Linked DNA regions of Homo sapiens: regions 1 and 2 are each linked to region 3. Evidence: chromatin loops called from intact Hi-C (ENCODE). Cell type or tissue: mammary epithelial cell. All regions are shown on one strand. Links, peaks and the distances in the headings refer to the core of each region. The heading gives the core; the rest is flanking DNA.

What was found. Peaks named below come from ENCODE experiments on the same cell type or tissue, not always from the same donor. Only the 100,000 strongest peaks of a DNase experiment are listed, where the experiment ranks them.
Region 1: a loop joins it to region 3, with 13 times the contacts of the local background. A loop is called at or near these places in 15 of 110 quality-filtered maps.
Region 2: it touches region 3 in a loop (7-fold over the local background); 3 of 110 quality-filtered maps call a loop at or near these places.

The regions. Positions count from the first base shown.
Region 1 is chr10:13,053,674-13,061,343 of GRCh38, forward strand. It overlaps a transcript of CCDC3 not described here and the pseudogene RPL5P25. Among named protein-coding and RNA genes, the nearest start is that of OPTN, 43 kb to the right of the region's middle. In mammary epithelial cell, for the core only: a CTCF peak has its summit at 2,989 (motif pointing left); no DNase peak of the experiment used is centred there.
Region 2 is chr10:12,970,734-12,978,419 of GRCh38, forward strand. All of the region lies in intron 2 of CCDC3 (coiled-coil domain containing 3), which reads right to left. Among named protein-coding and RNA genes, the nearest start is that of CCDC3, 27 kb to the right of the region's middle. In mammary epithelial cell, for the core only: a CTCF peak has its summit at 4,656 (motif pointing left); no DNase peak of the experiment used is centred there.
Region 3 is chr10:12,715,066-12,722,751 of GRCh38, forward strand. All of the region lies in intron 3 of CAMK1D (calcium/calmodulin dependent protein kinase ID), which reads left to right. Among named protein-coding and RNA genes, the nearest start is that of MIR548Q, 6.4 kb to the right of the region's middle. In mammary epithelial cell, for the core only: a CTCF peak has its summit at 3,429 (motif pointing right); DNase peaks (open chromatin) are centred at 3,126, 4,476 and 5,486; H3K27ac peaks cover 1,735 bases.

The DNA.
Region 1 (7,670 bases), core at 1-5,000, 340 kb after region 3:
GGGCACATTTGTTTCATTTGTCACTTAAAACCTGAGCCTGATGCTCCATTTGTACACTGCTCACCCCAAAATGGACGAGCTGCCTCGTTTGATCCTGATAAGCCATGTGGGCAGGGGTGAAGGTACACAGCCCATAGTGTCATCTGGCACCATGTGGCACAGAGCATCACAAGGCAGTAGTGAGCCATGCACGTTAAGAATGAGGAAACTCTTGTAATCGCAGCACTTTGTCAGGCTGAGGTGGGTGGATCACTTGAGGTCAGGAGTTCAAGACCAGCCTGGCCAACATGGCAAAAGCCCATCTCTACTAAAAAATACAAAAATTAGCTGGCATGGTGGTGCATGCCTGTAATCCCAGCTACTCGGGAGGCTGAGACAGGGGAATTGCTTAAACCCAGGAGGGGCAGGTTGCAGTGAGCCGAGATAGGGCCGCTGCACTCTGGCCTGGGTGACAGAGAGAGAGAGAGAGAGACTCTGTATCAAAAAAAAAAAAAAAAAAAGAGGAAACTTGGCAAGGGGCACACCTCACCTGGTCTGCCTCCTCTCAGCCCAGCTATTGCAAACAATCTGCATTCCCTCCAATCACCTCATCAGGCCACTCCGGGCTGCCTTTGTACTTGAGCTGCCTCTGCCTGAACTGGTTTTGCTCCTCCTCTGCAATCCCCTCAGCTACTCATCCTATCCTACTCATCTTCCCAACTCAGCTTAAGCTTTTCAAAGTGGATTGCTTCCATTTTTTTTGTCCCCCACTCAGTAGCAATTCCAAAAACTCGCTGTTTGTTTGCATTTCTGTCTCCCTCTGCTTGGCTACGAGCTCCATGATGGCAGGAATTGCATCTCGATGATCTTTGGGTACCCCCTGGCCTAACAGACTCAGTCATAGGTGTCAAAAGAAAAAGAAAGTTCAGGACCTTTCAAACTCATTATGCCGAGGGGAAAAGTTAAGCCCTGGAACCCGAGTCAGGTAACATGGCTCTCTCCTCTCCCCTCCTCTCTGCTCCTCTCTTTTTTGAGCCAGAATTTCCCTCTTGTTGCCCAGGCTGGAGGGCAGTGGTGTGATCTCTGCTCATTGCAACCTCTGCCTCCTGGTTCAAATGATTCTCTTGCTTCGGCCTCCCAAGTAGCTGGGATTACAGGTAACCCTCACTACGCGTGGCTAATTTTTGTATTTTTAGTAGAGATGCGGTTTCACCATGTTGGCCAGGCTGGTCTCAACCTCCTGACCTCAGGTGATTGACCCGCCTTGGCCTCCTAAAGTGCTGGGATTACAGGCGTGAGCCACTGCACCCAGCCAAGGAGTTATTATTTCTTATGATTCTGAGGGTGCACTGACCTCAGATCAACAGCTCTGCCCCATGTGGTGTGGATTGTGGTTATGCAGGCAGCTGCAAACAAGTGGAGTTCAGCTGGGGCCCAAACATCATGAAGACTTACTTAATGCCAAGCAGGTGGTGCTGGCCTTTGGCCTCTGGGTTCTCTCCATCAAGGCCTCTCTTCCTCCACAGGGTACAGGGACTTCCTCTCTGCAAGGCAACAGGATTTCAAGAGAGTGGAAGCTGCCTACGCCCAGAACTGGCACAGCACCATTTCAGCTGCATTCTGTTAGCAAAAGCAAGTCACATTCAAGCCCAGATTCAAGGGTGTGGGGAACAGAATCCACTTCTTTTTTTTTTTTGTAGACAGGGTCTCACTCTGTCACCCAGGCTGGAGTGCAGAGGTATGATCATAGCTCACTGCAGCTTCAGACTCCTGGGCTCAAAGTGATCTCATCTCAGCCTCCTGAGTAGCTGGGACTACAGGCATGCACCACCATACCTGGTTAATTAAAAAAAAAATTGTAGAGACAGGGCTATGTTGCCTAGGCTGGTCTCAAATTGCTGGGCTGAAGCAATCCTCCTGCCTCAGCCTCCCAAAGTGCTGAGATTACAGGCAGAATCCACCTCTTGATGCAAGAGAAACGTGTGTACAGGGAGGTGAGAAATTGTTGGTGGCTAGCTTTAAAGACACTCTTCCAACATGAATAGTTCTTATTACGGTACCTTTATCTTCACTGAAGGATTTAATTCATTCCAAAATGCTTGGCAAATTCCTGGTTACCTGCTTTACTCATAAACAAATTTGACCACATGCTACAGTCTCTCTTTTTCCTAAGCTACTGTGCTTTCTCCTTGCTAGCTGCCTGCCTTTGAGTCTGCAGATCAAGTCCTTTGCCTGCTAAAACAATTGGAGTGGGGAGGTCTTTACAACCCCTTTTGACAGGGAACCTGTTTGGAGTCTCATATGGAGAAAGAAATCCCTATTGTGCAGAAACATGGATACTTCCTATGAAATATTTTCTACAGGAATATCACATAGGACATTAGGGTTTCATCAGTTAATCTGTGTATCAGTTGTGGTAGGGAAATTACTGCAAAAAAATTTCAATGGCTTCACACATTACAGTTTAATTCTAAACTTGTGTAACAGCCCAACGTAGATCCAAGTCAATGCAGGGACTTTGCTCCATGCAGTCATTCAGGGACCCAAGGTGGTCGCAATTCCACCATCTTCAGCCCATGACCTCCAAGGTCAATTTGGGCACTGACATCAGCTAGTGGAGGGCAAAGAGCGTGTGAGTTTACAGATGGGGCCTAGAAATGGCGCACAACCTCTTGCATTTTATTGGCCACAACTTGGACATACGGCCAAATCTAACTCTGTTGGAAACTGAGAAATGTAGTCCAGCTGTGTGCACAGGAAGGAGAGGAAGCAAGTTCGTGATGGACTAGCAGTCTAAGCCCACTCGTCCGGAACCACATACATTACACACATATTGACAGTGTTACTTGTGCCTGTTAGCACACAGATCACACTCAAGCCTGGGAAGAGGAGGGCGAGTGCCTCAAGAAAATTATAGGAGTGTTTAGCAGGAAGATTGAATGCATTTCCCCCAACTTTCCCTGGAAACAGACAGCATCTTTCCAGACTTGGACACAGTGCCATCTGCTGCTCAGAATAAAAAGCAGGGAGGTGGACTGGGTTATGGTTGGGCCTGGGGTCAGAGTAACCAGGTTAGAAGAATCAGAACTTAGTACTCTAGAATTTTCATCGGTTTGGTAACCATAGGAGATTAGAGGAAATTCATGCAGCAGCCACTTCCATTTAACAGACACCAAACAAAAATTGTGAGGAGGAAGGGAGAGGAGTTGTATGGTTGGTTTTAGCTTTCTGTGGAATTAATTAATTAAGGCAGCTGAGTATCATGGAAGGCAAGACTGGAGTCAAAAGACCTGGGTCCTAGGCCCCACTTTGCCATTATCTGGGCTGCAGTTTCCTTAGTTCTAAAATGAGGGGACAGGCCCGGCACAGTAGCTCTTGCATGTAATCCCAGCACTTTGGAGAGCCGAGGCGGGAGGATTGCTTGAGCCCAGGAGTTTGAGACCAGCCTGGGCAACAACAGCAAGACCCCATCTCTATCAAAAATTTTTTTAAATAGCCAGGTGTGGTGGCATTTACCTGTAATCCCAGCTACTCAGGGGGCTGAGGCAGGAGGATTGCTTGAACCCAGGAGTTGAGGTTGAGTGAGCTATGGTGGTACCACTGCACTCCAGCCTGGGTGACAGAGAGAGACCTTGTCTTAAAAAAAACAATAAAAATTTTAAAATAATGAGGGGACAAGAAGACTTTTCATGATTCCTTCCAGCTGGGAGCTCCAACCCAGTTCCATAGTCATATGGGACCATTTTCAAGATGGCAAGTGAAGCCACATAAACACATCGGATCCCTCAGGGACAGTGTTTCTTCTTTTGTTTTCTTAAAAAAAAAAATCTAAATCCATATGTTATAATTTCCACATCAGAATCATCTATTACTTGCTTTTTTTCTTTTCTGTCAATAAGTTTATTGTCTTTATCTGAAAAATCCTCATAGAAAATTGTTTGGTTTGACCGGGCGCGGGGGCTCACACCTGTAATCCCAGCACTTTGGAAGGCCAAGGCAGACAGACCACAAGGTCAGGAGTTCAAGACCAGCCTGGCCAATATAGTGAAACCCCATCTCTACTAAAAATACAAAAAATTAGCTGGGCGTGGTGGTGGGTGCCTGTAAATCCCAGCTACTCAGGAGGCTGAGGTAGGAGAATCACTTGAACCCAGGGAGGCGGAGGTTGCAGTGAGCTGAGATCCCGCCATGGTACTCCAGCCCAGATGACAGTGCGAGACTCTGTCTCAAAAAAAAGTTAAAACCTTCTTTCTTGGGCTTCTTTTCATAGACTGGATTCTCTCATATAGCAGCATGAGCTTTCTTGTGTATCTCCTCCATCATGTCTGGAGTTACATTGTTCTTTATATATTGAAAGAACTGTTTCTTGTAAGCATCTTCATCTTCCTCCATTAAGTAGCACATGTAATCTGCAACATTCTGGCCCCTGATGTGCTTCTGGTGTACTTCTGCAATAAATTCCTTGTTTTCAGAATCATAACCAGGGAATCATTTGGTATTGCGAGGGATAGACAAGCCTCCATCCACAGCTCCCTTCAGGGTGCCAAAAACTTGATTGCCAGCGGTAGTTCTGGCAAGGCCTGCATCCAAATAGCAGGTAAAGGCACCTGGCTGACCATCAATGCTTTCCACATCGTATTCATCGCCAGTCACCTTCACTTGGCCTTCATAGATCTTGTCCATGCCAAACCTACTGAGAATCCTGTGGGTCAGCAGCAGTCCAGGACAATACGCTGCAGCGTAATTTGTCAGGCCAACCTTCACACCGTATTTTGGCAGTTCGTGTGCATATGCTGCGCAGACTATCATATCCCCCTCAATATGGCCTAAGCAATCTGACAAATGATATCTCTGTTCGTTACACAAACTATCATCCTGTATTTGGGTGTGCTGTATTTATTTTTATCCTGCATCACCAAGCGTTTCTGGGCATAGTAATCCGTTTTACCCTCTCGTCGTCTTCTAAACGTCACTTGGTATCTCTTCAAGTTGGCCTTATTTTTAACAACTTTAACAAACCCCACCCTGTGGAACAGAGACCTGCATCTGTGGCTCGACAGAGACCTGCAGGCCTATTACTTGCAGTTAAAGAAAAGTAAATATGTATGAATTTTTAAATTAACAAGCAGGACTTGTTGTTTGGAGGTGGATGATGAGGGAAGAGAGTTTCTAGCTTGGCACAGCTGGGTGGCTGAGGAAGTCCCGCAGCTAATTAATAGCCATTATCATTCATACACTACGGCGCATCCATATGACTCAGGCATATTCTAATTGCTTCACATACACTATCTCAATTTTCATAACAACTCCTGTGGAGAGTACTATTAGTGGCCCATTTTACAGAAAAAAACAAAACACAGGAAATACTGATGGAAGGACAGATGAGAAACAGGGAGGAAGGGAGTGTGGCAGACAAACTGTCCACCAAAGTTTGGTGTTGTGCTCCCTCCCATACCGTAGACTTATTGCTGGCATACGCACACTTCGTAAGGGTGATGCTAAAATTTAGATATGCCCTTCTGCATCCTCTTTTCTGTTCCCTTCTCCTGTCCGGGTGACGCCAAGGCAACCTTGGAAGCCACCTATGGAAGATGGCAGAGTCTTCAGTCTGGACCTTTGAACAACTTTGCGGAGCGGACCTCTCATGCCCCCATTTCACCTCCTGCCTCCTGCCCTAGAACACCTACTTTGGATATGAGATGAGAAGTAAGTTTTTACTGGTTAAGCATTAAAATTTGGGAGTATCTTTGTTACAGCAACAATATTGAGTGAACATCTTGCTACATCTAATTAAAACGGGATGGGAGGTAAAGACAATAAATGAAATATTGGACATGTTGAATTTGAAATCTTGCAGGACAACCAAACGGGAAAGGCCTAGAAGGTAGACAGCGAGAGATGGGGCGGAGATGAACAGAGTCATCGTTAACACCCAAATTCACAGTGTGGACTTGCTCCTGAATAAATCACAGAGAGAAAGGAAAAATTACTGAAGGTTTTTTTTCTGCCATTTCACTTCATGGCTATGTGCTCTAAACTGACCACGAAATGGGAGGTGTGAATCTGCTGTTCCTCCGATGGCCTCATTTCTCTTGTGCATTCTCACATTGTGAACTCTCTGAGTAAAATCCCAACCTTTAAAAAAACATTGTTTTGGCCGGGCGCGGTGGCTCACGCTTGTAATCCCAGCACTTTGGGAGGCCGAGGAGGGCGGATCATGAGGTCAGGAGATGAGACCATCCTGGCCAACATGGTGAAACCCCCTCTCTACTAAAAATACGAAACTTAGCCGGGCGTGATGGCGGGCTGTAATCCCAGCTACTTGGGAGGCTGAGGCAGGAGAATCACTTGAACCAGGGAGTCAGAGGTTGCAGTGAGCCAAGACTGCACCACTGCACTCCAGCCTGACAACAGAGTGAGACTCCATCTCAAAAACAAAAACAAAAAACATTGTTTTTCTACATAATGGCTCCAAATCTGAGCCAGCTGTTTCATCAGAAACAAAACAAAACAAAACAAACAAATCTCATAGTGAGAAAATGCTATTTTTACCTCGGCCTCAGACCTTGGAACTCAACCCCATGGAAGACGTGACCTTGCTGTGCGTGTCTGGGAATTCGTGCTTTCAAGATGGCGTCTGAATTCAGGGAAGGGGATTGGCTCTCTTGGGAAAACTGCACAGAGTAAGAAGAGGAGAGGACCAAAGATGCACCCTCAGGGAGCGCCAGCATTTGGGATGTGGGCTGGAGAGGAGTTGCGTATAAAGGCCAAGGAGCAGAAGTCATCAGAGAGGTGGGAGGGATATCAGGAGTAACAAGAGTCCCCAAGGCCAAAGGAAAACAGAATGCCAAAGAGTATCTTTGTAAACAACAGACAGGGTCTCACTCTGTTGCCCAAGCTGGAGTGCACTGATGCAATCATGCTTCACTGCAGCCTCAAACTCCTGGGCTCAAGCAATCCTCCTGCCTCAGCCTCCCAAGTAGCTGGGACCACAGATGCACATCACCAAACCAGGCTAATTTTTAAATTTTTTGTAGAGACAGGGGTCTTGCTATGTTGCCCAGGCTGGTTTCTAACTCTTGGCCTCAAGCAGTCCTCCCTCTTCGGCCTCCCAAAGTGCTAGGATTACAGGTGTGAGCCACCACACCTAGGGTTCAAATTTTGTTTCTAAAGGCTGAAAAAAAGGGGTTACTGGATTTGACAATAAAAATATCATTTGTGAGTTTTATAATAGCAATCTCAACGGAGGTGTTGATATAAAAATCAGATTTTAATGGAGTGAAAAATTCAAGGAAGAGAGGGCTCTAAGAGGTTTGGTAATAAAGGCATGGCCCAAGATTAGATTGGGAATTAGCAGGATTAAATCCTTGTTCCATAATTTTCCAGCTGTCCAACCACACTTGGATTCAGTTTCTAAATCTGTAAAACAGTTTTAATAATCCCTGTCTCAGAGAGGTTTCTGAGGATGAAATGAGAGGACAGTTGTGATTGTGTTATAAAACCCAAGCAAGTAGGAATGAGTATAAATTATGGATTTTCCAGCCATTCTAAAATCTTCCTGAGGATACAAAGCAGAATCGCAGAGAGCTGGAACACACAGTTCCACCTCCTCACAGAACTGCTGTTACTGCAGTGGGCTTCCGGTGATGATCTACCTAACAGTGTGGGAAGCAGTTCTGTAAAACACTGGT
Region 2 (7,686 bases), core at 1,841-6,840, 260 kb after region 3:
AACGTAGCTGGGCATGGTGGCAGACACCTGAAATCCCAGCTACTCAGGAGGTTGAGTGAGGCAGGAGAATCACTTGAACCTGGGAGGTGGAGGTTGCAGTGAGCTGAGATCGCATCACTGCATTCTAGCCTGGGCGACAGAGCAAGACTGTCTCAAAAAAAAAAAAAAAATTGTCAGTCTGCAAACCAATAACTAAGCAACTATAAAGCACTTCGCAAAGTTTGGCCTATCATTAAACCCTTCTACTTCTCAACGTTCATTTTTTAAATCTGGAATCTATCTACTTACTGATGTAATGTCAAGGCTTAAATATAAAGGTCTACAGAGTTACAGAATTTTGAAGGGAAGAAAAGCCTTATACCGTTAATGTGAATCAGATCCCAAGCTGTCCACTGTCCACAGAGTGCTGCCTCCCTCCCTGTCCCCAGGGACTCATGAGCTATATTTACACCATGGAGTGTAACCCTAAGTAGCTGGCGTGAGCAGGAAAGGGGCCATCGTGGGCAGCTGAACCAATGCCTGGGGCATCGTGCGCAGCTGAAACAATGCCTGGGCAGAACATGCATGTGGCTTCTATCCTTTCGGAAAGGAATGAGGACATTTGCTTGCCTTAACAGGTCCTGCAGATTGGCCACAAATTGGTCTTTGAGAACCTTAGATCTCTCACTCAGAGCACAGCTTCTCACTGTAGCCCACCGCAGATGGAGATGCAGAAAAGAAGGAACCCACACTCTAGGTCCTAAATGGCCTCCTTGCCAGATCCAGTGTCCTCCTGGCATCCTGAATGTCAGCTCCTGGCACTGCTACCCTATTGTCCCCAGCAGCCTCTGTGCCTGGGTCCCGCCATGCCACAACCCCTGCTCTCCCGCCCGTGTTGTAACAGCTCCTTTGCTGTCTGCTGGACTGAGGTGTGTTCCCTCTTCTGGTCCCACCAGTGCCCAAGCCCCGAAGTTTTTATTTGTTTGTTTTCGAGACAGAGTCTTGTACTGTTGCCCAGGCTGGAGTGCAGTGGCGCAATCTCAGCTCACTGCAACCTCCGCCTCCCAGGTTCAAGCGATTCTCCTTGCCTCAGCCTCCCAAGTCGCTGGAATTACAGGTGCCTGCCACCATGCCCGGCTAATTTTTTTGTATTTTTAGTAGAGACAGGGTTTCACTACGTTGGCCAGGCTGGTCTCAAACTCCTGACCTCGTGATCTGACCACCTCAGCCTCCCAAAGTGCTGCGATTACAGGTGTGAGCCACCATGCCCAGCCCGAAGTTTTTGTCTTTACCCTCTGCTCTCTCCTGCCTCTCCTAATGCTGCCTTATGGCTTCAACTATCACCTCCTGTGCTGGGAGCCTGGACTTCTCTCCACCTAGCACACTGCTGCGTGCAGGACAGTAACTCACTATCAAACCACCACCTCATGCCATACACAATCCAACCAAGCTCACGCACCCACACATGCCCTTAAACTCAACCCCACTCTCCACCCTCACTGGTTCCTGTGAGTTTCTTCATGTTTTCACCACATTTACAACCAAGCAGCCTCCAGCTTCCTCTTCCCCTCACCCCCAACTTCCAAAGCCACCTGGAGACTCATCCCTGCCATAGCCCCAGGCACACCCTTGGGCTTCTGCCTCAGTTTCCAGCCTGGCACTCTGGGTTTCCTGCTGGATCTGAATCCTGCCCTCAACCACATCCCATTCTGTGCTGGAGCTCTGACACCCTCCTACTACCTACCAAGTCCCCTTCACCCTGTCCCAAAGTCACCTAGAAACTCCAAGTCATATTCCAGAAGCTTTTAAAATGAGAAATTGGGCCAGGCACGATGGCATATGCCTGTAATACCAGCACTTTGGGAGGCCAAAGGCAGGCAAATCACCTGAGGTTAGGAGTTCAAGACCAGCCTGACCAACATGGTGAAACCCCGTCTCTACTAAAAATTCAAAACTTAGCTCAGCGTGGTGGTGGGTACCTGTAACCCCAGCTACTCAGGAGGCTGAGACATGAGAATCTCTTGAACCCGGGAGGCAGAGGTTGCAGTGAGCCGAGATCACACCACCGCACTCCAGCCTGGGTAAAAGAATGAGACTCTGTCTCAAAAATAAATAAAATAAAATAAAATAAGGAATGGCATAAACCAGTTTGGTGTGGTTTCTCATTCAGGAGAACTGCAGTGATGTAGTAGAAAGAACTCCAACTTTGAATCCAGACAGGCACGGTTTGAATCCCATGGCTGCAGCTCGTGACCAGGCAGCCTTCTCCTTTAAGCCTGTTTCCTCATCTGCAAAATGAGGGAGATGTCCCCTTGCTTTTGAAACTGTTGTAAGGAATAGAAAATAAGGACAATGTGGCAGCTACCATTGACTGTGCCCTTACTACGTGCCAGGTGCTCTGCTGGGGACCAGGAAAAGACAGATAAATAAGCCCAAGGCTTATTTCATTTAAGACCTGAGGGCTCTACTGTCAAAAAGTAGTCTGATGGATTACAGGGGAAGGGAGTCACAATGAGACCTTCTCTAAAGGATGCAAGAACACAATATCACAGCATGGTGCAGGGCCCTGCACCCAGCCACGTGTCCCAGGTCCTGGGCCCGAGGACAGCGGCCCAGCCCACCAGTTAAGTCACAGCTGAATGGAGGGGGAGGAGGCTCTCCAGAGAGACTAACCAATGGGGGAAGGCCTGAGCAATGGAAATGGGTCAAAAGTCAGGCAACAGACTGGCCTCATCCCTGAATTCCTCAAGGAGCTCCCTTGGGGAATGCCACTGGTCCTTGCCGGTCTGTTCAGGAAAATGTAGGAGGAGCCAACCATGTTCTTCCTACGTGGAAGTCTCCCCTAAAAGGTCATACGCAGTGATTACTGGGTGGGTTCCCAGCACAACCCTGTCCATGATAAGGTGTCAGTTTCCTTTTACTCACTGTACTCGTTACCCAACTTCTACTGGACTTGGGCTTCCAGGTAAACCTGACCCAGGTTTTATATCCCCACGGCCTTACTTGGGCTTCCAGGTAAACCTGACCCAGGTTTTATAACTCCACGGCCTTACTTGGTCTTCCAGGTAAACCTGACCCAGGTTTTATATCCCCACAGCCTCTTGCATGACCCTGGCTTTTCTTGCCACACAAGTAGTGTGATGTGGTTTTTTAAAATAAAGCATTTGAGAAGGCATTAGGAGACCTGGAATTTTTTTTCTAATCACAAACAATCTCCGACTTTGACTGGGTCACTGACTTCCCTATCCTCACCAATCAAATGGGGAAAATGGCACCTATGGTTGTGAAGATCCAACAGCAAGAGAAGTACAAGCACTCCAAGAACCAGGCAGCATTCCAGAAAGGCCTAGAGGTTCCAGAAAGGTCAAAGGTCACAGTCTATAGCCCCTTTCATGGTGGGAAATATGGGGTGATGGACCCAGCATTCTGAAATCTGCAATAACCTAGGCAACATAATGAAATTTGCTGGATAGGAAAAGCCTGCCGGGTACGGCGAGAAAAACTCATCACATGCAGAAGACAGAGCCAGATGTGCGAACTTCCTGCCTGGAGTTTCCATCTAGGAGGGGGCCGCTTTCTGAACCTGGCCAAGTCGTCATCAACAGAGCATAGGCACGGGGCAGCCTGGTGCAGGCCAGAGGTTTCCGCTGTCCTGCTGGCAGGGACTGACCTTATCCCTGTCCTGTTTTGCTCCCACCCTGTTTTCACAGTTGTTATCTCCAGGAGCAGAGGATGGGGCTGACTGCGGGTTGACTGTGATATTTAAGTGATATCAATTATATGGAGTTTAGAAATTGTACGTGTGTCTGTTCTATCCACCTAAACTCAGCCTCCTTTCAGCCTTCTGAAGGCAGGGGATGTGTGGGGTAGGTGCTGGGAAGCAGAGGTGTGGAGCACAGGACTGACTGAATTCAAGTTCTGAGTCACCATGGGGCCGAGGGCTGAGCCCACAGCCAGGAAGACCCAGGCTGGGCTGTATCCTCCCCGGCCAACATGACACCCCCGGATCATTCATTCTTCCTTGGGTCTTCTTAGAGCACATCCACTGCCAAATTCTTGAATCCCAGCCACAGACAAAGGTTTCATCACCAGATTTGGATCGCCTTTGGATTTCATGGCAGCACAGTCTCCCCAGTGATATATTCCTCTGGTTTCATCGTTGAACGTTACTAATATTTTTTGAGAACCCACTATGCATTAGAGACTCACAGTACCTGGTGTTTTCTACACATACACATTCCTAACCCCTGCGAGGTAGGAATTATGCCCACCTCACATGTCACGTGACAAATAAAGACTCAGAAACACTGAGGTTAGGAGATTTCGAGATGCTGAAACAGCTGGCAAAGCCAGGAGTCTCGTCCATGCCAAACTCACGCCGCTCTAGTCACTAGGTAGGGTTTTCTGGCTGGTTCCATTCTAGGTTTAAATTAGTGTTGTGGGCTCAGATCCTCCTTCACAAGCTCTTCCCAAGACCCTGACCCGGCTCCTTGCTCTAACAAATGTCTTCTGTGTAGGGTCTTTGACGCCTCTGCCCATTTCACAACACTGAGCGAGGAGGTGCTCAGTCCTCCCTCCACCCAGACACCCCCACTGCCCTCCCATGGAAACAAACCAAGATTCATTTGGAGTTTTGAAGAGGCAGGAACCTTCCAGAGTTCTGCTCAGCCCTAACTCCACCTGCTGGCCATTCATTCCACCTTAGAAAGGAGTAAGAACAAGATCAGTTTCGGCAGCCTCTTAAGAGGAAACAAATCCACTAACTCAACTCACCCCTGGCTGTTTGTCAATGAGAGGAAGGATGGGCAAATCAATGCTGAACCACCCCTGCTCCGGTTCCAGGACTTGCAAGCCTCCCTTTGTGCAGGTGGCCAAGGCTGCAGCAGGGACTCTGGACAGAAAGTGGCCCACCTGCTGAGAATTAGGTGGGCTGGTCCTGCTAACAGTCATTTTTCTGTTGCCAGCACCCTGTGTCACATGAAGAGGTAGCCCTGGCACTTGAAAGAGTCAGGCACAGAGTGTTCATATAACCAGCAACTTTCACAGAAAGGTCTCAAAGCATCTCACTCCTACTGTCCTTGAACCATGTCAGCAAGGGTGACAGAATGAGCCCAATCCCAAATTGCAGGTGTAAAATTTCATCTCCCCTGGTTTCAGTGAGTTGAAATGAGCCAGGCTGCAAATTCAGGACACAGCCCAGCCAAGACCCTGGCTCCAAGACACACTCTTCTACACTGCATTGTACTCTCTTGAAGGCAGGAGATGCAAATCCCTGCAGAGGTGGGGTTTCTGCTATTTGCCTGTAAGCCCTATGTCTCTCCTGATCGGACCCACACATTGGAGCGATGCCATCTCTACCAGCTCACACCCTTGCTCACTCATCCCAGAGTGACAATCCCAGGCTGGGCTGAGACACAACCTCTGTGTGTCTCTAGAGACCCGGCCTTGGCCCTATTTCCCCTAAGATGGGTGGGCAGAGAGCTAGGCATGGGCAGCAGGGAAGGGCAACCTGCAGTCAGGAAATGAGCATGTAGCTGAGTAAACAAAGGCGTTTTAGGACCTGGTGGTTGAGCATTCATTCGTTCATTCATTCATTCACTCACACACAGAGCATCTACTGAGCAATTACTACTGTGCTTTAGGCCCCAGGCTACAAAGATGAAGATGAAATGGTCCCTAATTTCCAACAGCATCTGGTACAATGGAGAAAGGTGTGTGTATTGGGGGTGGGGGCAGAGGGCTGAGGAGCTGGGTGGCCAGGAATTCTCTGGCAGACACCTCCATCACACAAAGCTGAATCATCAAGGTGAGAATCCACAGCCACAAGGGAAGGTATCTTAGAGAATTGACTTTTCTCATCTGATCCATGAACCTACTTTCACACACGGTATCGTTACACAAATGGATAAAAACAGATGTGCAGGCCTCTAAATAGGCCCTGTCCAATATGCAGAATAATTTAATTCTTGCTGAAAATCCAGTAAGACTTGGGGAGAGGAATAAATCAGTGAAGCACAGGGGATTCTTGGGGCAGTGAAGTGGCTCTGTCCGATACTACAGTGGTGGGTACCTGTCATTACACATTTGTCTACACCCATAGAATGTACAATACCAAGAGTGAACCCTAAACTATGAAGTCTGGGTGTTTAATGTGTCAGTGTAAATTTAAATCTATTTTTTATAAACCAAACAATAGCACTAGATTATGGTATTGACAGAAGGAGTGGGCTCCCCAGTCCAAAGCTCAGAATGGTGTCCCCCACTCGAAAGTGTCTGTCAGGCCGAGTGCAGTGGCTCACGCCTGTAATCCCAGCACTTTGGGAGGCCAAGGTGGGCAGATCACTTGAGGTCAGGAGTTTGAGACCAACCTCACCAACATGGTGAAACCCCATCTCTACCAAAAAACAGAAAAATTAGCTGGGCATGGTGGCGAGTGCCTGTAACCCCAGCTACTCGAGAGGCTGAGGCAGGAGAATCGCTTGAACCTGGGAGGCAGAGGTTGCTGTGAGCTGAAGTTGCGCCACTGCATTCCATCCTGGGCAACAGAGCGAGACCTTGTCTCAAAAAAAAGGAAAAGAAAGGAAAGGAAAGGGGAAAGGAAAGGAAAGGAAGAAAAAGAAAAGAAAGAAAAGAAAGTGTCGTGTCTTTAAGAGAGTAAGCAGTGCCCTCTAAATTTTCTCTTGGTGTCCTTAAGTGCCTGTGGACACCACTGTCCATAAACTTCTCAAAGGAAGAGAACAAACCCCCGACCCCATAAAAGCTATTAATAGTAGCTGATTGCAAAGTTAACAACTGTAGCATCTAAAGTCAATTTCCTTGGACAGATCTCTCCAGAAGCATAAACCCCAGGCATGAGAGAAACATATTTGCAACATGGAGTGGGGAGGGGCTGAAGAAATAACCCTCACAGAGCCTTTCAATTAATTACTGCTTCTTACAACATAAAATCCAGGCTCACAGGACCTTTCCAACAGACTTTAGAAGCAGTTTTCAAACCATAGGAAAGATTTATTGCCAACTTCATCAACCATGCTAAGATTTCATCATTAACAGATGCATATCAAGTTCCTATTGTTCATGAAAAGAATTGCATTTAAAAGGTAAGAATCATGTTCATTAGCAGTTTCAGATAAATACTCATAAAAGACATCCCTGGGATCCACATAGGTTGAATCTTCCTCCAGAACAGGACAAAGGACCAGAACTCAGGCCCGGGCTTGTGCGTGGATGGCGTACAGATGGTGTCAATGATGTGGTTTAAGGGACCACATGTATCGCTTGGGAAAGAAAAGCCATTTTCCACACTCTTTTTTTTTTTTTTCTTGAGATGGAATTTCACTCTGTCATCCAGGCTGGAGTGCAGTGACACAATCTTGGCTCACTGCAACCTCCGCCTCCCAGGTTCAAGTGATTCTCCTGCCTTAGCCTCCCAAGTAGCTGGGACTATAGGCATGTGCCACCACACCTGGCTAAGTTTTTTGTATTTAGTAGAGAGGGGGTTTCACCATGTTGGTCAGGCTGGTCTCAAACTCCTGACCTCAGGTGATCCACACGCCTCAGCCTCCCAAAGTGCTGGGACTACAGGCATGCGCCACCGCACCTGGCCATATTTTCCACACTCTTGAAGCGCCTGTTCCAATCACATTTTCAGGTTAAGAGATGAAAACTTTCAAATGTACATGTTCACAGAAATGTGCTACTACCCTC
Region 3 (7,686 bases), core at 1,445-6,444:
GTATGTCTGTATCCACTCACCAATCCCCTCAGACGCCCCCTACACCCTTCCAGCCTCTGGTATCTATCATTCTACTCTCTACCTCCTTGAGATCCACTTTCTCAGCTACCACGTATGAGTCGTCACAGTTCTTGATGATATATTTCCCCATGCCTATAGCTTTTTGCTTTTCATTCTTTTATAACTAAATCTGAACATTGGCCTACCTAGATTCCAGTGAGCACCCAATTGGTCACTTCTGTTCTGTGTGATCATTTCCATCTTTGTCTCTTCTCAAATGCATGACTACTGCGATATCTTCATTTCTTATCACTAGCTGCTTCAGGTGCATTTTATCATTTTCCTCTTTTAAAATAAATAATAGGAAAATGCCCCAAATATTCAACAAACAGTTGAACAAATACTGCTCTGTAGATGGATACAGCCATTCTGTGCAAACTTAACTTTTGGCTTGAAGTGATTGGCACAATACAAGGCTCAAATTATTTGTGGGAAAATCTAGCTTTTGCATACAAAACGTGATGTCACCTTTTATGTTATGTGATATAACATAGTATGCTATGTTTTCAAAAGTTAAATAGACAAAAGTTAGGGAAGTTGATAACCACAATCAGATTATACTTGGATCTCGGGGGGAGAAGTGTGGGATGGCATTTGCCTTTTTTTTTTTTTTTTTAGATGAAGTCTCTCTCTCGCCCAGGCTGGAGTGCAGTGGTGCAATCTCGGCTCATTGCAGCCTCCGCCTCCCGGGTTCAAGCCTCAGCCTCCCAAGTAGCTGGGATTACAGGTGCGCGCCACGATGCCTAGCTAATTTCTGTATTTTTAGTAGAGACAGGGTTTCACCATGTTGGCCAGGCTGGTCTCAAACTCCTAACCTCAAGTGATCCACCCGCCCCAGCCTCCCACAAGTGCTAGGATTACAGGTGTGAGCCACTGCGCCCGGCCCATTTTGCTTATTTTAATAAATTCAGTAAATAGTTATTGAGTGCTTGCTGTGCGTCAGGCTCAGTGCTAAGCATCTATCGTCAAGTTCTAGGAAGGGGGAGAATGAGGGGACACCTTCCTGGCGCCTCTATGATACCGCCTCGCACTTTATCTCTCTGAAGTGGTTTTGAAATCCCTTAGACCAGGGACTCTCAGCCTTGGCGCTGTTGACATCTGGGGCTGGAGAATTCTTTGCTGCAGAGGATGTCTTGTGTATTGTAGGATGTTTATCAGCACCCCTGGCTTCCACCCACTAGATGCCAGTAGCATCCCCGGTCTCCAAACATTGTCATATGTCCCCTGCGGGACAGAATCACCCCAGCTTGAGAACCATTGCATCAGACCCTCCGGCTTTCTTGACTTTGCCAGAAAAATTTGCACTGGGCCTGCCTACTGTTCCGTCTAGTGTTGTACGTGTTGAGCCAATTTGTTCAAAAGCCTCAGAGTGGTGCATGGGAGACAGAGGGGCTCTGAGAATGAAAATGCATTTGGTTCATAGCAATAAGTATGTGCCGTGTCATGAGAACTTCTCACACCTAGTGTTTTGCACACCCAGCACCCTGCACCTTCTTTGCCCCATTTCCATCCCCCGAGATGAAGGCTACGACTGCGTCATGTGAATTGGAACAATTCAACTAAATTAACAGTATGGCATCATGCAGAGAGTGGGCCTGGAACACTGGCTGAATTTTTTTTAACTATATTTCTGGAATTGAACTGGTATCTTGACCCAGTGTGCATGCTTAGCGTGGTGTTCACTGCAATTCGTGATGGGAGTAGAGGCCAGGCTGGTACCATCACCCGCGGCCTGGCTGTCGGGACTCTCTTACTAGAGCAAGGAGGGGAGCAAGGGAAAGCGTGAACTGGCAGCACCAGATCCTGTGAGCAATGCTTCTACCCAGATAAATCAGGGTATATGTATTCACAGAGGATACACTGTGATATTTTCTCATTTTAAATGTATTGGTCAGTGTTAAAAACAGAATGCCATTACTTGAGGAGTAGTCCAGTGATAATGTACATTTCAGTCTTTTATTACATTTGGTTTAAAGTATTATTCAGCAGACATAATATCTTTTTAAAAAGCAGTCTTTGTATTGGTTTTGTAAGTAATTTTAAAAATTACATTTTGATTTTCAACATTTACTCCAATTTTTTGGTACATGTTTATAGCCAAGTTATGCTTTCACAGTGAACTATAAGGGAAATAATGAGGAACTCTTAACTGCTTGTTCCTCTTGGTTGCCAGTAAAATCAGTATAATTAGGCTTTCATGAAAGCCACCGGATAGTCCTTATAAAAAAATAATCACCACCATTCCCAGTAATATATTCACTGCCAGGCAGCTTGGAGTAATGGAGACATTGGAAGAAAAATAGGCGAAGTTATTGTTAGCAGAACTGCCTCTTACTCAAGGCCACTATCTGAAGTTTGGAAGTGGTCTTTTCTCCTTCCTGATGAGAACAATACATGTACATTTTTCTCCACGAAAAAAAGATTTTGACCAGCCCAGGCAACATAGACCTCTTCTCTACAAAAGTAAAAAAAAAAAATAGCCAGGTTTACTGGTGCATGCCTGTGGTCTTAGCTACTCAGGAGGCTGAGGTGAGAGTATCACTTAAGGCCAGGAGTTCGAGACCAGCCTGGATAACATAGAGAGGCTTTGTCTCTACAAAAAATTGAAAAAAAAAAAAAAAAGCTGGATGTGGTGGTGCACACCTGTAGTCCCAGCTACTTGGGAGGCTGAAGTGGGAGGATTGCTTGAGCCCAGGAGTTTGAGGCTACAGTGAGCCACGATTGCATCACTGCACTCCAGCCTGGGCAACAGAGTGAGACCCTGTCAAAAAAAAAAAAAAAAGAAAAAAAAAAGATGCAAAGAAAGAAATTTCAGCATTGAAAGATATAGATACTATACTGAAATCATTAACTAGTGCAGTGTGTCATTATAGACCTGAAAGGGCATATTTCATACTAAATTATTTTTATTCACAATGCTTAGGAGTTGAAATTTTCTTTTTCTAAGTAGGAGCTTCTCTTCTACCATTCTTTTCTGACCCCTTACAAAGTAAGGGCAGGATCCAAAGCTCGTCAAACCCGTGTGTCATTTCAGCAAGCCGTTGACTCATGTTTTTTGGATCGATTTCTAGTTTTGTAATGATTGGGTTGTCTCATGTTAAAACATGCAGTCTTGAAATAGGGTTCGAAAGACAACTTTTAATGATTCACAGACACTATTTGGTTTCTTTTAAGCAGGTAGAAAAAATACCAGAATTACCACTCACCTTGAATTTTGGCTTGATTTGTCTAAATTGCAATATTTGATTTTTATACAGCATAAGAAAGTTTCTCGTCAACTCTGGTGTATCTTACGCCATTTGCTTCAGTGACGGTACCCACAAGGTGGGAATCTTATGGCTAAAAGGATTTTAATTAGTAGACACTCAAGCCACCAGATGGCTCCCTTAGGTTTAAAAATCTCCACCTGGGGGAAATAAATGGACTTTTCCCGAGTAAATTTAGAATAATGCCCTAAACTTGTAATGTGAGCAGGTCTTCAGAGTTTCGAGCTGAAGTTACAGGTTTAGAGTTGTCCGTTGGAGGTTTTTGTTTCTTCGTTTAATGATTTAAAAACAGGTTATGATACAAGATCTTCAAAATGGTTTTACCACATGCATCATGACTTAGAATCTTCGTTGGCTCTTTTGGTTTTTTTCATTCAAAGTTGAAATGCCTCACCTCTTCTTTCTTTTTCTCTCTACTAACCATTTTCTACTGAGCACACCGTACCTTATCAGTCTCATAACTGGGCCACCTAACTCTCCCTAAGACAGCACTAGGAGTTGACACCCAGAGAATCTGTAAGTCATGTACTGCTCATCTAACGAACAGTCCCTGCTAGCCTTGCCTGCTTCTTTTGCATAGACCCCACTCTTGGGCACTTCCACATCTGCTAAGTCCACTGAAACCCAGTGGGGTAGATTCATCTCATCAAAAAGAAATAGAGACAAGGTACGACAATTACACGATTTTTGACCGAAGGTTCTCATGGGAAGTTCCCCATTAAAATTGTTATAGAGGCCGGGCACAGTGCTCACATCTGTAATCCCAGCACTTTGGGAGGCTGAGGCGGGTGGATCACCTGAGGTCAGGAGTTCGAGACCAGCCTGGCCAACATGATGAAACCCCGTCTCTACTAAAAAGACAAAAAGTAACCAGGCGTGATGGTGCATGCCTGTAATCCCAGCTACTTGGGAGGCTGAGGCAGGAGGATCACTTGAACCTAAGAGGTGGAGGTTGCAGTGAGCCGAGATCACACCAACTGCACTCCAGCCTGGGCAACAGAGTGAGACTGTGCCTCAGGAAAAAAAAAAAGAAAAGAAAAAAGAAAACTGTAAAAAGAATTTCCCTCATTTCATGAATGCACCACCCTAGGTCTCTTGTATCAAGAGAAATCTGGGAGGAAACACTTTCCTGGCGCCTGTGGGCAGGGGTGAGGCAGGAAGGAGTGAGTAGGCTGGATTGAGCAATCTTCAACAGAATCCTGTTTCACTTTTTAGGGTTAGAGCCACTTTGCACTAACCTTTCCACTGACAGAACCACTCACTAGGAAACTGAAGGAACTCAGGAAGAACCCAGTGCCAGCACTGAACCACTGCGTCCCTGCCACTCTTACTCCTCCTCCTTCAGGGAGCACTTTTTACCTGGCAAGGCTGTTTCACAGTTATCCCAGGATGAAACCTATGGATAACACTCTTTTAGCAGGTGTAGAGACTAGAAAATAATTGCTCATCGCATCCCAGCCTTTAGATTCCAGTCCTCTGGGAAGTGTGGTTGAGAAGGGGACAGTTGCGAGCAATCCAGCTCGAGTTTTAGCACACAGAAGAATTACCTGAGGGTATCACTAAAGCAAAGGTTGCTGGGCCCTGCCTTCTGAGATGCTGATTCAGTGGGTCTGGGTAGGAAAGGAGGCATGAATTTGCATCTAGAACAAGCTCCCATGTGATACCAAGGACTGGTCCAAGGACAACCCTTTGAGTAGCAAGACCTTTAAGAACATGCTTCTAATACCCAGCTGTTGTCACCTGGAAGGAGGGATGCCTTTGGAGGTGAACAACAGAGCCACTCAAACGCTTTTCCATCTGAACCACAGAGGACTGGATGTCACTCAGGACTCATGACTTGAATTAGGGTATAAAAGAACCCAGCCTGGTCCGTCTGCAGAATTCCTAGCGAAGAGTCACTCTTGGGGTATCAGTGAGAGAAGAGGCTGGGCATCAGAGCATCATGGAGACAATGTGCCTCTTGGTCTTAGGCCTTCATTTACAGATGATTTTAGACAGTCCCATTAAAGACACAGTTCCCTTGAACTTCACAGACATGCTGAGTGATGACAAACCTTGGCAGGTCTGTGACCAGTTTCTTCCAACAAGTTACTTCTAGGCATTCCTACTAATCTTTCAACCCACTCATTGCTTAAGGGTAATAAGATCTAGAGATGACGTGGTAGATAAGACTGTTGACACATTCTCTAATCTTAGCTAAGCAAACAGAGACTCATTGTCCCAAGCCAGTGGCTGGCACAGTGCCCTGAATGTCTTAACAGAGTTTGACAGGGAAATAGGAGCCCTTCAACCCTTTTTTGAGATTGAAACTACAAGAGTGAGAAGATTATTTTTCCCTCTCGAATGGCCCCGAAGAATCAATAAGGATTCAAGGGTTTTCCTCTCCACGGTAAGGAGATTGTTCTTGGCAAGTTATGCTGAGAAGCCTGTTGTGTGCCTTGTCCTCCCTCAGTCATTTCAGCCTTAGAATTGAATTAACTGCAGGCCCAAGGACATAAATGAACCACGTGAGTCATTTTTCAAAAGTGAACGACAGGGCACCTGTCTTCTGGAATTGGTGAATCCATTCAGCGGAGACTCTTGACAAGGCTTTGTGTGAGATGATATAAATAGGCCCTGACCTGCAGGGCTTTTGTTGTCTTTGGGTGAGATAGAGACATTTGTACACAAATAATCACAAACTGGCTAAACTGTGCCACGTGATTAGCAAACATGCGCATGCCCAATCAGCGAGATCTTCACGGTCAAGGGGCTAATGTCTAGAGAAGCTTGGACGTACAGAATAGCGTGGCCGTTAGTCTTATATCCTGTCGTGGTTCCCCACACATTTCAATTACTCGATAAGTAATTCGAGACCAGTCACAGGCTTTTTTCTCACTTAATGGACAGCCTTGATGAGGGCTAGCAATTTCTTCACTTCTTGTTCCAAATATAACCAACTTATAAAAACACCTTCTGGAACTCCATACAGGGAAGAATAGGATTTAATCACAGGAAATGTATCGGCGGGCTGTGCATTACTCAATTTAGCACTGTTGGGAGCAGATCAAAATCTGGGATCCATGGTATTAGATGGCTCCAAGCTTCAAAATTTTGTGTTCTTTCACTGGCTACCATCCACCATCCATCCATCCATCCATCCATCCATCCATCTATCCATCCATCCAAAAAATATTTACTGAGCAGCTACTAGGTGCCAGGGCCTTTGTAGGCATCAGGAATATAGTAGTGAACAAAATAGACAAGGACCCTGTGCTCACAGAGCTTATTACCTAGCAGAGGGTAACCCGTAGTAACAGGTACACACATGCATGAACTAGGTGCCTCCAGATAGTAGTCATTAGGCCACATGGCTCGATGGGAAATGACTAGGGGGAGATTAGGGTTGTGTGGACCAGTGCCTCCTTTGATAGACAAGCACTGGTTACGGACATGGCCCTAGACTCCAGGTGTCAGAATTACCACTGTAGACCTAATGTCTATAACAGAGGTTTTAGACAGTAGGAGTTTTTAACAGTAGGAGTTACTGAAACCCCTCGCTGCCTTCTAAGTGCAGCAGGCTCTATAACAAGAGGGGGCTCTGTTTCCCTAAGTGAGGTAGCTTTCTGAGGTCCCTTTTATAAGGGCGTTAATCCCATTCACAATGGCTCCACCCTCATGACCTAATCACCTCCACAGGCCCCCCATTCCTAACACCATCACCTTGGGTGTTAGGATTTCAGTATATGCATTTTGGGAGACAGTCCATGGTAGACTTTAAGATAACTCCAGGCTGGGCGCGGTGGCTCACGCCTGTAATCCCAGCACTTTGGGAGGCTGAGGCGGGCGGATCACGAAGTCTGGAGATCGAGACCATCCCGGGGATAACACAGTGAAACCCCATCTCTACTAAAAATACAAAACAATTAGCCGGGCTTGGTGGTGGGTGCCTGTAGTCCCAGCTACTAGGGAGGCTGAGGCAGGAGAATGGTGTGAACCCAGGAGGCAGAGCTTGCAATGAGCCAAGATTGTGCCACTGCACCTCCAGCCTGGGCAACAAAGTGAGACTCCGCCTCAAAAAAAAAAAAAAAAAAAAAAAAAAAAAGATAACTCCAAAGAATTTGAAAAGTAGTGTAAGTTACAAAGTTATCCCCTAGAAGTTATAGAAATTTGCCCTTCAGCATCCTCATCTGTAAGTGGAGAAAATGATACTTCATAGAGAAGTTATGAGGAATTCTTAGCCAAACACTGGGCACACAATAGCCATTTGGCAAATGTTGGTTTCTTCCCCTCCGGCCTACCAAAGGATCTGGACGAGGTCAGTTCAAAGGTCCTTACCATTTAAACTTGAAGCTATAAGATTAAAATCCCTGTCCTAACA